Linked DNA regions of Homo sapiens: region 2 is linked to region 1. A link is a contact called in ENCODE Hi-C or POLR2A ChIA-PET data. All regions are on one chromosome and are shown on one strand. The core of a region is the stretch at or near the end of the contact, and the rest is flanking DNA. Distances in the headings are between cores, read along the strand shown. Region 1 overlaps RAP1GAP2 (RAP1 GTPase activating protein 2). Region 2 overlaps RAP1GAP2 (RAP1 GTPase activating protein 2).

Region 1 (5,561 bases), core at 1,772-4,271:
TGGAACTCCTGACCTCAAGTGATCCACCCCCGTCTCAGCCTCCCAAAATGGTGGGATTACAGGCATGAGCCACCGCTCTGGGCCCAGTTCAGATGTTTTTGAGGGTGGCAGTCATGCCTTCTGCCCACCCTGGCACCCCCTCTGGAGTCCTGGACACAGCGCTGGAGCTTGCATGAGGCTGGTCACCACTGGTGCTCATGTCTGCTCTAGCGCCTTCCAAGCTCCCAGGCATCATTTGGGAAATCCTTCTGGTCAGAAGCTGCCATGTGCTCCGACTTGAGAGTCTGCCTCGCTTCCTAGAGACCGGCCCCAGGAGCTTATCCAGTGTCCAGTAGAGACCGGCCCCAGGAGCTTATCCAGCATCCAGGGGGAAAAGGCAGGGGAGAGGGGCTCAGCTCAGGGAGTGTTGGATGCTGCGCCCTTTTGACCGGGACTCAGGGCCTTGAACAATAATCATATGTGCCCTGGTGCCATGAGCGTGGACACCTTGTGCCTGATGGGGAAAAATAGACAGCATGACTGTGTGTATGAGCGTCCAGTGACCGGTGATGTTAAAACCAGCTCTGTCCTCCTCTGGACTGTGTGTTTCTGGAGAGCCAGGGCTGCTGTCCATCAAGGTGCCTGCGAGCCATCTCCAGAGGCCCTCTGCTAAGCCCAGAGTCGCCCTATAGCATCTGGTGGGGGCTTGTTTTACTTCCCCTCCCTGCGTGCTTTTCCTTGCTGGGCTCCTAGCCTTACAGGGGAGCAGCTGTCATTCTCACCATGGGCCCGAAGAGGACCTGAGGGTGATGCCCTCCTGCTTGATCATTCTTCCTTTCCCCCATCATGGCTCTTAAAGGCCAGGCCCATTGAGGAGGAGCTGTGGCTGCTTGGGAGAGGGCCAGGTGGAGGAGGCGGTGAGCCTGTGCTGGACCCAGCTCTGTTGTGCACACAGGCAGGTGAGTGTCTGGCAGAGCAGCCAGACTGGAGCCTACGGTGGTAATGTCCAAGGCCGTACATAGAAGGAGGCTGGCAGCTCTAGCTGAGAGGTAGCAGGAGCTGGTGCCTGCTTTTGTGTGTGTGTGAGAGTGTGTGCACACACCTAGGAGCTATCTCAGCCCTGCTGGTTTCTTGAGCCAGTTACAGCCTGGATCAGGCGGGAGAGTCCCCCCTCTCCAGCCATCAAAACTTACATCAACAAGGTCCAGGAAGAAAGAAAGAGGAAGGGAGATGGGGAGCAGGAGACAGGGATTGCCAGGTTCAGGTTAATGGGGTGGAATGGATTCTCTGCCAAGCCAGGTAGTCCCCAGGCCCCTGATGTGGCTCCCTAGTTGGCCACAGGGAGGGCTGGCTGGTCAACTGCAGGGGCAGGCAGGGGTACACATGACCCAGGCCTAGCCTGGAAGTGTTCTCAGCCTGGTCCTGCTCCGTGGGCTCAGGGAGCCAGGCAGGATGGGGTCTGGGCCTGGAAACCTGGAGGGCTGGGCTCTGTAGGGAGGGTGGGTTTCTGTCATGAAGAAGGTGTGGGGTTGGAACTGTCGCTTCGCTGGCAGGACTTGGGCTGGGAAGAGGGGCAGAAGGATTCTCTGGAGGTGGCAGTGGGGGTGCTTTGATCATTTACGCAGGACCTGGGGGTTGGGCTGACTCTCTCTGCTGCTTCAGAGCGGGGCTGTAGAGGAGGACACACTTGTAAAGTTGGGGGCTTTGACGGCTCAGCCCGGCCCTCTTCGGCTTTTAATACGGTTCTCCCAGCCCCCTCGTCCCCTCCTGGGTACAGCCAGAGCTTGTTCAGGACACTGGAGTCCCTCACCCGGGAATTCCCCAGGCTCTGCCCAGCTGGCCCTGTTGTGCAGCCGTGGCTCTGAAGGCTGATCCCATGCCAAACCGTCTGCTTGGTGATGGGACCGCACACAGCACTCCCCGGTCACCAGCGAGGGCCAGATGGAAAGTGGGGAGTGTGTGAGCGCGGCAAACTTGTCGCAGTCATGTTGCCATGGTGACACAACTCTGTTTAGCTGCCTCTCTACCGTCCTAGCCCACATGGACTAAGTTAAGTTTTACCTGCGGTTGCACGGCAGGCAGCCCTGTCTCCCGAGGACAGCTTTTTGACCAGGGCCTGTGTGTGTGTGTGTGTGTGTGTGTGTGTGTGTGTGTGTACGTGCAGAGGGGCTCAAGGGAGAATGAATCCGCGTTTCTCCCCTCCTCTTCTCACACCCAGCCCCAGTCCTGGATCTCTTTAGCCCCGTGGTTCTCAGACTTTGCCGTGTAGCAGAATGACCTGGAGAGCTCGTTGGAGCGCAGGTTCCTGGGCTCATCACTGGAGAGCCTGGTGTGCACCTGCAAATGTGCATGTCTTTCGAGTTCCCAGGTGCCGCTGGTGGTCCAGGGACCATACTTAGAGTAGCACTGCTTTAGATTTTGGTGCATTGGAGTAAAGAAAATGCTCCCAATTCTGGTTTCTGCATTGTATTTTTTTTTTTAATTGGAAACGGAGTTTCATTCTTGTTGCCCAGGCTGGAGTGCAGTGGCGCCATCTTGGCTCACTGCAACCTCCACCTCCCAGGTTCAAGTGATTCTCCTGCCTCAGTCTCTCTAGTAGCTGGGACTACAGGCGTGCACCACCACGCCCAGCTAATTTTTTGTATTTTTAGTAGAGATGGGGTTTCACCATGTTGGTCAGGCTGGTCTTGAACTCCTGACCTCAGGTGATCCGTCTGCCTCGGCCTCCCAAAGTGCTGGGATTACTGGCGTGAGCCACCCAACCCAGCCTGCATTGTATGTTAAACTGTGTCCGAGAGCCCAGTCACTCTTGGAGGAGAGAAGGGAAGGCGCAGGCAGGTCCTCACTCACCTCTTTTGGCCTCTTCACAGGAAGCAGGAGCTGGCCAACAGCTCGGATGCGACCCTCCCAGACCGGCCGCTCTCCCCTCCTCTCACGGCACCTCCCACCATGAAGGTAAGAGGCTTCGATTCAGGAAGGCAGGGAGGGGAGAGTGTGGGGAAGTTGTGAGGCCTTGCTGTGGCTTTGGCTCCAGGCCCAGCAGCGTCCGTCGCAGTGGGGCTGTGGAGTGTCCTGACACCTCGGAGGAGGTGATGTTCAGTTAAGCACCAGTGCGGGGGAAGCATGACAAGAGACTCAGGGTGTCTGTGTCAAGGGGCGGTGAGGACATTGGGGTTGAAATGGGGTTGGCAGGACTCTTGGTAATTGGTAGTGGAGTTTGGGAACAAGGGGCCCAGCCAGGAGGAAGCCGGGGGATAGAAGGCAGCTGCCCAGAAGGACTGCCTGGGGCTGGGCTGTGGCCCTCCTGGGACTTGAAGGGCATTTGCATGCTGGTCTGCCGGCCTCTGGCTGGCCCTTCTGAGCTGGGCCTGTTCACGGCAGTCCCCATGGAAGGGTTGGCTGGAGGTTCGGGTCGGGGTGGCAGTTATTTTCTTATCAGCACTTCCTTCGTGAGCCTTTTTCCTGGGGAGACCACAGTCCAGGCTGCTAGGCCCAGGACCTTCTCACTCCTGGACGGGAGCCGAGGGAGCAGTGCCCTTCTGCCACCATGACCTTCCCCCATCACTTTTCAGTCCGACGCCTCGGCAGGATGGCCACACAGGCCTGAGCTGGTCCTCAGAGGAGACTTTTGGCTCAGCCAGTGTTTCTGCATAGGCTGGCATGCACGCTCTCCCTCCCTCCCTCCCTGCCTCCCTCCTTCCTTCACACTCTGTGGAGTGAGTGAGGACTAGTGCTGAAGAAGTCACCTGCCTCCTGAGTCATCTGAGGGGACATCTAGGCCAGCTCCTCTCTGTCCTGGGGCTGTGCTCTGAGTGGCTCACAGGGAGATCATCAGGCATCTCTTCCTCACTGCTCTGCATCACCCCTCCTCTTCCCTGAACCTAATCTTTTGCAAGATGACAACCCATAGGAAGCAGATAAAACCCATCCATCTTCCTGTTGTTGTCCTGTATCCGATACCCATCACATACAGAGCCATGTGGTATGCCTCGAGGAGCCTGTGTGTTGAGGGGTAGCCAGAGCCTGCCCTGGGTGGGTTAAGTGGTCAGCGGTGGGCGGGGGGGCAGGACAGGGTGCAGGGCTGACCAAGGAGAGCTGTGCTGTCTTCCTTGTGCAGTACCCAGAGGGCAGTGGAAGCCAGACCACCTTCACTAGCCTAGTGCCTGCCCCAGCACCCAGCTCAGTGTTGGTATCTGAGCCGGGTGCTGGGCCAGCTCTTTGCACAGGGTAATGCTAAGAAGCCTGTCACCATTCCGAGTGTCCCCTTGGTCTACAAAGGTGGCTGTGGGATGCTTGTCTCTGTCCTCACAGATGGCAGGAGTTTGCAGGGAGAAGTCTGACAGTCTCCTAGGAGGAGTCCCTGAATTCTCTTGGCAGATTTTACTTACTCATGTACTCATTTAATTCATTTAATACCCAGTATTTATTTGAATTTTGTATTAGTTAGGACTCTTGGTTGTAAGTGACAGAAACATAACTCACTCTGGCTTAGTCATAAAAGGGTATTTTTTGCCTTTGTAATTGCAAGCATAGACGGCAGGCATGACTGCATCCGCAAGATCAGTCTCATTCTTTCTCTCTTCTGTGTTGGTTTCATTCTTTGTCAAGCTGCCTTTGTGGCAGCCGAAGGGTGGTAGCAGCTCCTACCTGTGAAGTAACCCCAGTGAAAAGAAAAGTATTTTTTTCCCCCAGTAGTTCTAACAAAGTCCCAGGGAAGAAGCTCATTGGCTGGCTTAGGTCACATGTTTGTCCCTGAACCAATTACCGGCACCAGAAAGATGAAAGGCTCTGATTGGCCAGACCTGGGTCTCATGACCGCCCACCTAAACCATAAGAACTGAGAATGAGGGAGGGGTAGGTCCTAGAGGGAAATGGCGGTGGTACCATGAGAAGAAGGGGAAGGGATGCGGGGCAGGCAAGACCCACAGCTTTCCGCCACATGTGCGCATGCTCAGCCAGGCCCAGTGCTCGGTTCTGGGGACCTTGTAGTAAACCAGACATTGTGGTCCCTGCTCTCCTAGAGCTTGTCGTCTAGCTAGGGAGCCAAAAATGGAAAAATAATGTCAGGAATGAGGGCTGCACAGTTAAACGTGGTGAATATTCTAAAGGTGAAGCACAGCATAGCTCAGGGGGAACGTAAGGTTAGGAGGTGGGGGGACTCTAACCTAGTCTCGGAGAGGGTCAGGTAGGGCTTTTTGTTAGGAAATGATGTTTCAGCTGAGCCCTGAAAATTGGATAGGTGCTAGTTAGGCTAAGGTGGAGTCCGAGTGGAGGAGAGTGTTCTAGATTCTTGCTGTTCAAAGGGAGGCCAAGGGACCAGCAACACCTGCACCATTTGCGAGCCCCTTAGAAATGCAGAATCTCAGGTTCCACCCCAGACCACTGAATCAGAGTCAGCTTTTTTATTTTTTTGAGACAGAGCCTTGCTCTGTCGCCGAGCCAGAGTGCAGTGGCGCGATCTTGGCTCACTGCAACCTCCACCTCCTGGGTTCAAGCGCTTCTCCTACCTGAGCCTCCCGAGTAGCTGGGATTACAGGTGCGTGCCACCACGCCTGGCTAACTTTTGTATTTTTAGTAGAGAC
Region 2 (5,561 bases), core at 1,186-3,685, 120 kb after region 1:
TGAGGCAGAGAGTTGAAGGCCTTGTGGGAGATCCCACAGCGGAGGAGTCGGGATTGGCAGTGGGAAAGCTGAGCACTTTCCATTAGCCCTTCTCCCCACCTGCCAGTGCTCCAACCCTTCTCCCCACCTGCCAGCGCTCCAGGGCTGCCAGGGCCCGTCTGTCATGTCGGGGGTCTTGATAATACAAGACGGGGGAAGGGCTGCAGGGGGAGGGAACAGCATGTGGAAAGGCCCAGAGGAGAGGAGAGAGCGGGTATTCCGGAACTGCACGTGTTCATGGCAGCTGGGTTCACAGAGCCAGGCGTCAGAGAGGCCGGAGCGTTGACAGGCTGGGTCAGCCCCGGGCCCCGGGTGAGGATTTTGTTCTGCTAGCGGCCACTGTTGGAGTGTTTGAAGGTTCTTAAGTAGGGAAGCACCATCTGGAGTTGAGAAAGTCCATTTTGGCTGCTGCAGCTGCTGAGTGTAGAATGGATTAGTAGAGAGCAGGAGCAGAGGGGAGGGATGGAGGGGAGGGGAGAGGAGGGGAGGGGAGCTGCGGCAGAAGCACCTCGGTTCAGGAGAGATCAAGGAGGTAAAATGTACGGGCTCAGTAGCAGGGGTTCAGAGAGAGCAGGAGTCTGGGCGTTTTGGGGTTCTGTGATCCCTGCAGTTGGTCAGAATAGGGGGGCCAGCACCTGAGGGCCGTTCAGGTAGACCTGTGCGGTGGGCACTGCTGGGCGGGTGCTCCGGGTCTCTGCCCTCGTGAGGGCAGCACAGGACTTTGAGCCTGGGTCCAAATCCTGGGTCTGCTGCTTACTAGACATGTCATTGGGCGAGTCACCAAGCCTGTCTGTGCCTCAGTTTCTCCAAGCAGAAAATGAAGGGAGGGGAAGAGTCGTGTCTGCCTCAGAGGGTTGGTTGTATGAAGATGAAAGGAGCTCATGCTTGTACGAGGCCTGGAACTGTTAACCTCGGTGTTGGTTAAAGAATGGGAATGAGACAATAGTGTAGTCAGCGGTTCTGAGCCGGGGGCAGTCTTGCTACCCCATGGATGTCTGGCAATGTCTGGCGACATTTTTAATTTTCACAATTTTGGAGGGGTGCTACTGGCATCTAGTGGGCAGAGGTCACGGAAGCTGATAAGCAATGTACAGGACAGCCCCCTAGCCACATCAGACAAATAATTCTCTGACCCCAAATGACATTCGGTTGAAAAACTCTAGTCTCAATGGTAGAAACACAGGAAGGGCCAACAGGCCTTCAGGGTGGCTGAAGCCAAAATGTTCCTGGGGTTCACACAGCGAAGGGATGTTGCAAAGGGAACCTGCAGGGTCAGAGATGAAGGGAAGATCGTGATTCCACAGCCAGTGACCCTTTGCATGCGTGTTTCTCAGTGAGTGGAAGAGTTCACGTGCCTCCTCTCATTCAGCCCCCTGTGGTTGGGCAGCTGCGGAGCTGGGTTCAAATCCTGGTTGTAGCATTGACAGGTCCACGTCTCTGAGCCTCAGTTTCCTCATCTGTAAAAGGGGGTGGAAATACAAATTCCCTGATTTTTTTTCGAGATGGAGTCTCACTCTGCCACCCAGGCTGGAGTGCAATGGCGCAATCTCGGCTCACTGCAACCTCCGCCTCCCAGGTTCAAGTGATTCACCTGCCTCAGCCTTCCAAGTAGCTGGGATTACAGGCATGTGCCACATGCCCGGCTAATTTTTTTATTTTTAGTAGAGACACAGTTTCACCATGTTGGCCAGGCTGGTCTCGAACTCCTGACCTCGTGATCCACCCACCTCGGCCTCCCAAAGTGCTGGGATTACAGGCGTGAGCCACCGCGCCTGACCTGGTGTTTTTGTTTTGTTTTGTTTTGTTTTCTAAATAAGACTTAAATATTGAAGGAATGAATGAAAGAATCTGTAAGCAAGCCTGGCCCCCACTTGGTGTTAAATAAACGTCAAAGTAAGGAAGGTTTTGAGTAAAGGAATTAGAGAGTCTCTGCAGGTTGCTGAAGGTCACCGAGGGCGGAAGGGACCTGGAGCGGGTCTGGTGACTTATGGCCGGTGCTTCCCACACCACACGGTGAGGCTGCCTCTTACACACCTTTTCTCCACACAGTATTTAACCCCGATGGGCTGCTTTTCACCCCCAGCCCACGAAAGATGTGCTTGGTACCCACTGGATCAGGGTGGGCTTGGGGGGATCTGGGAACCGGTTTCATGCTGTTTGGCTGAGTCTGGGGAGAGGCAGGGTGGAGTGGGGAGAGGTGGCCTGACGTCCTGACGTACAGTCTCCATAATGTCAGATATCTGATCATGGTCATTTCCTACCTGGGCTTCCTGGGGCACAGAAGAGGACTGATAGGTTACACAGAGGTGTTGTAGCCCTGGGTGGAACTCCTCGATTCGAAGCACCACGAACCAGCCAGCAGCTTCCAGGAAGGCTGCACTAAGCTTTCCATACCCTCGGCCAGAGGACAGCCAGAAAGTCAAGTGGCCCTCCTGCCAGCGGGGCACAGCGGGAAATGTTGACACCGGGCTCTGCCACCACTCACACACACTTAACGGAATTTTATTATACGATGGATGTCAAACCCAGTGTACAAATACTAGATAATATTCTTTACCATAAGTCCCATATGTCCAACTGATTCTCACAGAATGCTTTTAGTGGTGTTTGCTTCACCTTTTTATCTGTAGCCAACTTAAGGCTGCAGGAGATGAATGTGTGTAATTCTGACATGAATGTGGACTGATATTACCATGTTTGTTAATAAGTATTTTATATGTATATATTATATATACATATATAGTATATACATATAATATACATATGTTATAGATACACATAATATACATATATGTATATATTATATATACATATATATTATATGTTATATGTATATACATATGTATAATATATATTATACACACACACACACACACACTCACTCTCATGGCGCCCGGCCATGAGTATTTTGTATTAAGAGAACTTCATTCGTCAGTGACATGAGTCATTTCCTTGCTGTATCCGAGAAAAGTTTTCAAACCCCGGAAGGATATTTCCTCAGTTTTCTTTTGTGCTATTCACAATGTAATCGCTGCAGACACAGCATGTTTTGAAGTTTCATGTAAATTCCTTTTTTTCTATTAGTTCCTTAAGTCTAGACAACAAAACAATCAATCAAGTCATGATTTGTAGCATGTACCAGTTTCTGTGGTGTAAATACACTTGTCGTGGCTGATCTCAAGCTACTGACGTGATGTCCTCGAACGTGGACTTGGGAAGAAGATATACTGTAGCCACCATCTTTAGGGTGTTTCTACCACATGGATACAATAGACGTAAGAGCACAGATAATCGTAAAACAGAGAAAAATAAGTAGGAAGTGACGAATTTCAAGTATTTATTACCTCTGTTGAATATAATTTATTGAACTGTAAGCTTATATATAATTCAACTTTAAAAAATGGCCTGAGTTGAACAACCAGCTCACCACAATTCTATAATCTAGGAGTTGGCTCTCGTGGGTCGGCACAGGTCAGCTAGGGTGCCTGGTCCTGGTGGAGGGCAGGAGGCCCCCTTCCCCTGGCCTCCCTAGCCAGTCCCCACACACAGCCCCAGTGGCCTCCACAGCTCCACCCTCCTTTCATGGCCGTTCTTTTTCTTAGATGCCAAAAGCAGAAACTCCCCGAGATCGAACCTGAAATTCCGCTTTGACAAGCTCAGCCATGCCAGCTCTGGTGCGGTAAGGATGCGCCTCCCACACCCCACACTCCACTTTCTGCAGAGGCCCAGCCTTCCTTCCTGAGGCCAGAGGAAGAGGGTTCAGACATCCCAGAGGGGGCTCCCCGAAGGAGGCAGGGGAAGCTCTGGGGACGTCTGGCTCCAGCAGGTGCAGGCCGTGTCTCCGGGTTCCAGCCACCTTTGCCACAACTCCCAAGGTGGAGCTACACCTCTGGACACGGCCAGGCCCAGATGTGAGGTGGGAGGTGCTGGTTCCTGGGTCCCCCAGTCCCTTCCTGAGCTCTCCAGACTATCGAGAGCTCCAGGCCCAGTTGTGAGGTGGGAAGGGCTGGTTCCTGGGTCCCCCAGTCCCTTCCTGAGCTCACCAGACTATCGAGAGCTCCAGGTCCAGATGTGAGGTGGAAGGTGCTGGTTCCTGGGTCCCCCAGTCCCTTCCTGAGCTCTCCAGACTATCGAGAGCTCCAGGTCCAGATGTGAGGTGGAAGGTGCTGGTTCCTGGGTCCCCCAGTCCCTTTCTGAGCTCGCCAGACTATGGAGAACTCCAGGTCCAGATGTGAGGTGGGAAGGGCTGGTTCCTGGGTCCCGAATCCCTTCCTGAGCTCACCAGACTATCAAGAGCTCCAGGTCCAGATGTGAGGTGAGAAAGGCTGGTTCCTGGGTCCCCCAGTCCCTTTCTGAGCTCGCCAGACTATCGAGAACTCCAGGTCCAGATGTGAGGTGGGAAGGGCTGGTTCCTGGGTCCCGAATCCCTTCCTGAGCTCACCAGACTATCGAGAGCTCCAGGTCCAGATGTGAGGTGGGAAGGGCTGGTTCCTGGGTCCCCCAGTCCCTTCCTGAGCTCTCCAGACTATCGAGAGCTCCAGGTCCAGATGTGATGTGGGAAGGGCTGGTTCCTGGGTCCCGAATCCCTTCCTGAGCTCACCAGACTATCGAGAGCTCCAGGTCCAGATGTGAGGTGGAAGGTGCTGGTTCCTGGGTCCCCCAGTCCCTTCCTGAGCTCTCCAGACTATCGAGAGCTCCAGGCCCAGTTGTGAGGTGGGAAGGGCTGGTTCTTGGGTCCCGAATCCCTTCCTGAGCTCTTCAGACTATCGAGAGCTCCAGGTCCAGATGTGAGGTGGGAAGGGCTGGTTCCTGGGTCCCGAATCCCTTCCTGAGCTCTCCAGACTATCGAGAGCTCCAGGTCCAGATGTGAGGTGGGAAGGGCTGGTTCCCGGGTCCCCCAGTCCCTTTCTGAGCTCGCCAGACTATCGAGAACTCCAGGTCCAGATGTGAGGTGGGAAGTGCTTGTTCCTGGGGTCCTGAATCCCTTCCTGAGCTCACCAGACTGTTGAGAGCTGAGTGCACAGAGCCGCCGTGGAAGGGACCTGTGCTGTCTGGTTATTTAAACTCCTGTATGGATTTTTGTTGAAACAGGGTCACTAATGTGAAAGTGGAGTCCTTCGCCTGTCCAAGGTGGGTTGAGTGAATGTCCTGCTGTGGCCGTGAGGGGGGACGTGTGTTTCTTTTAGATCAGGGAACTAGAGGCCTTGTAACCTCAGAATGGCCGGAGAGATGCCGCCAGCTGGGGATGTCCAAAGAGTCTCCTACTCGCCCCTGAAGACCTGCAATGGGGAAGGAGGGGCAGATGGCCTGTGTGCGGATGGGAAGGGGGTTCCCAGTGACACTGGACTAGACGTACTAGTTAGGCCTCCCTTCCACCGATGGGGTCTGGTTCCCGCAGGCAGAAGGGGAGTCGCCCAAGCCCGCTTCTGACCCAGGAGGGAGGAGTTCCTGAGGGCTCCCTTGCTCCCCTGCCCTCAGGCAGCTGTTCCCTCCTTGTGTCTTTGGCGGAGGCCCTGGGCTGA

Evidence for each region. Hi-C counts contacts between places; a loop is a spot of excess contacts on that map. ChIA-PET counts read pairs that join two places held with the same protein, here RNA polymerase II (POLR2A). Pooled maps may share reads with other maps.
Region 2: a loop to region 1 is called in a pooled map, with 2.2 times the contacts of the local background. The contact joins two enhancer-like sites. A Hi-C loop is called at or near these places in 2 of 50 pooled maps. POLR2A ChIA-PET finds 5 or more read pairs at or near these places in 3 of 52 experiments (HEK293T, Panc1 and activated T-cell).

Annotation. Positions count from the first base shown.
Region 1 is chr17:2,902,435-2,907,995 of GRCh38, forward strand. It overlaps RAP1GAP2 (RAP1 GTPase activating protein 2), which reads left to right. Exons shown (of 25, transcript NM_015085.5): 3 at 2,850-2,934. Among named protein-coding and RNA genes, the nearest start is that of RAP1GAP2-AS1, 61 kb to the right of the region's middle. RefSeq lists enhancers at 267-929, 930-1,592. Within about 2 kb of position 3,022, at least 6 of the 41 ENCODE cell types and tissues checked have a DNase peak (open chromatin) inside an H3K27ac peak, as active enhancers do.
Region 2 is chr17:3,027,281-3,032,841 of GRCh38, forward strand. It overlaps RAP1GAP2 (RAP1 GTPase activating protein 2), which reads left to right. Exons shown (of 25, transcript NM_015085.5): 23 at 3,642-3,718; 24 at 5,131-5,169. The coding sequence ends at 5,139. Among named protein-coding and RNA genes, the nearest start is that of OR1D5, 34 kb to the right of the region's middle. Within about 2 kb of position 2,436, at least 5 of the 41 ENCODE cell types and tissues checked have a DNase peak (open chromatin) inside an H3K27ac peak, as active enhancers do.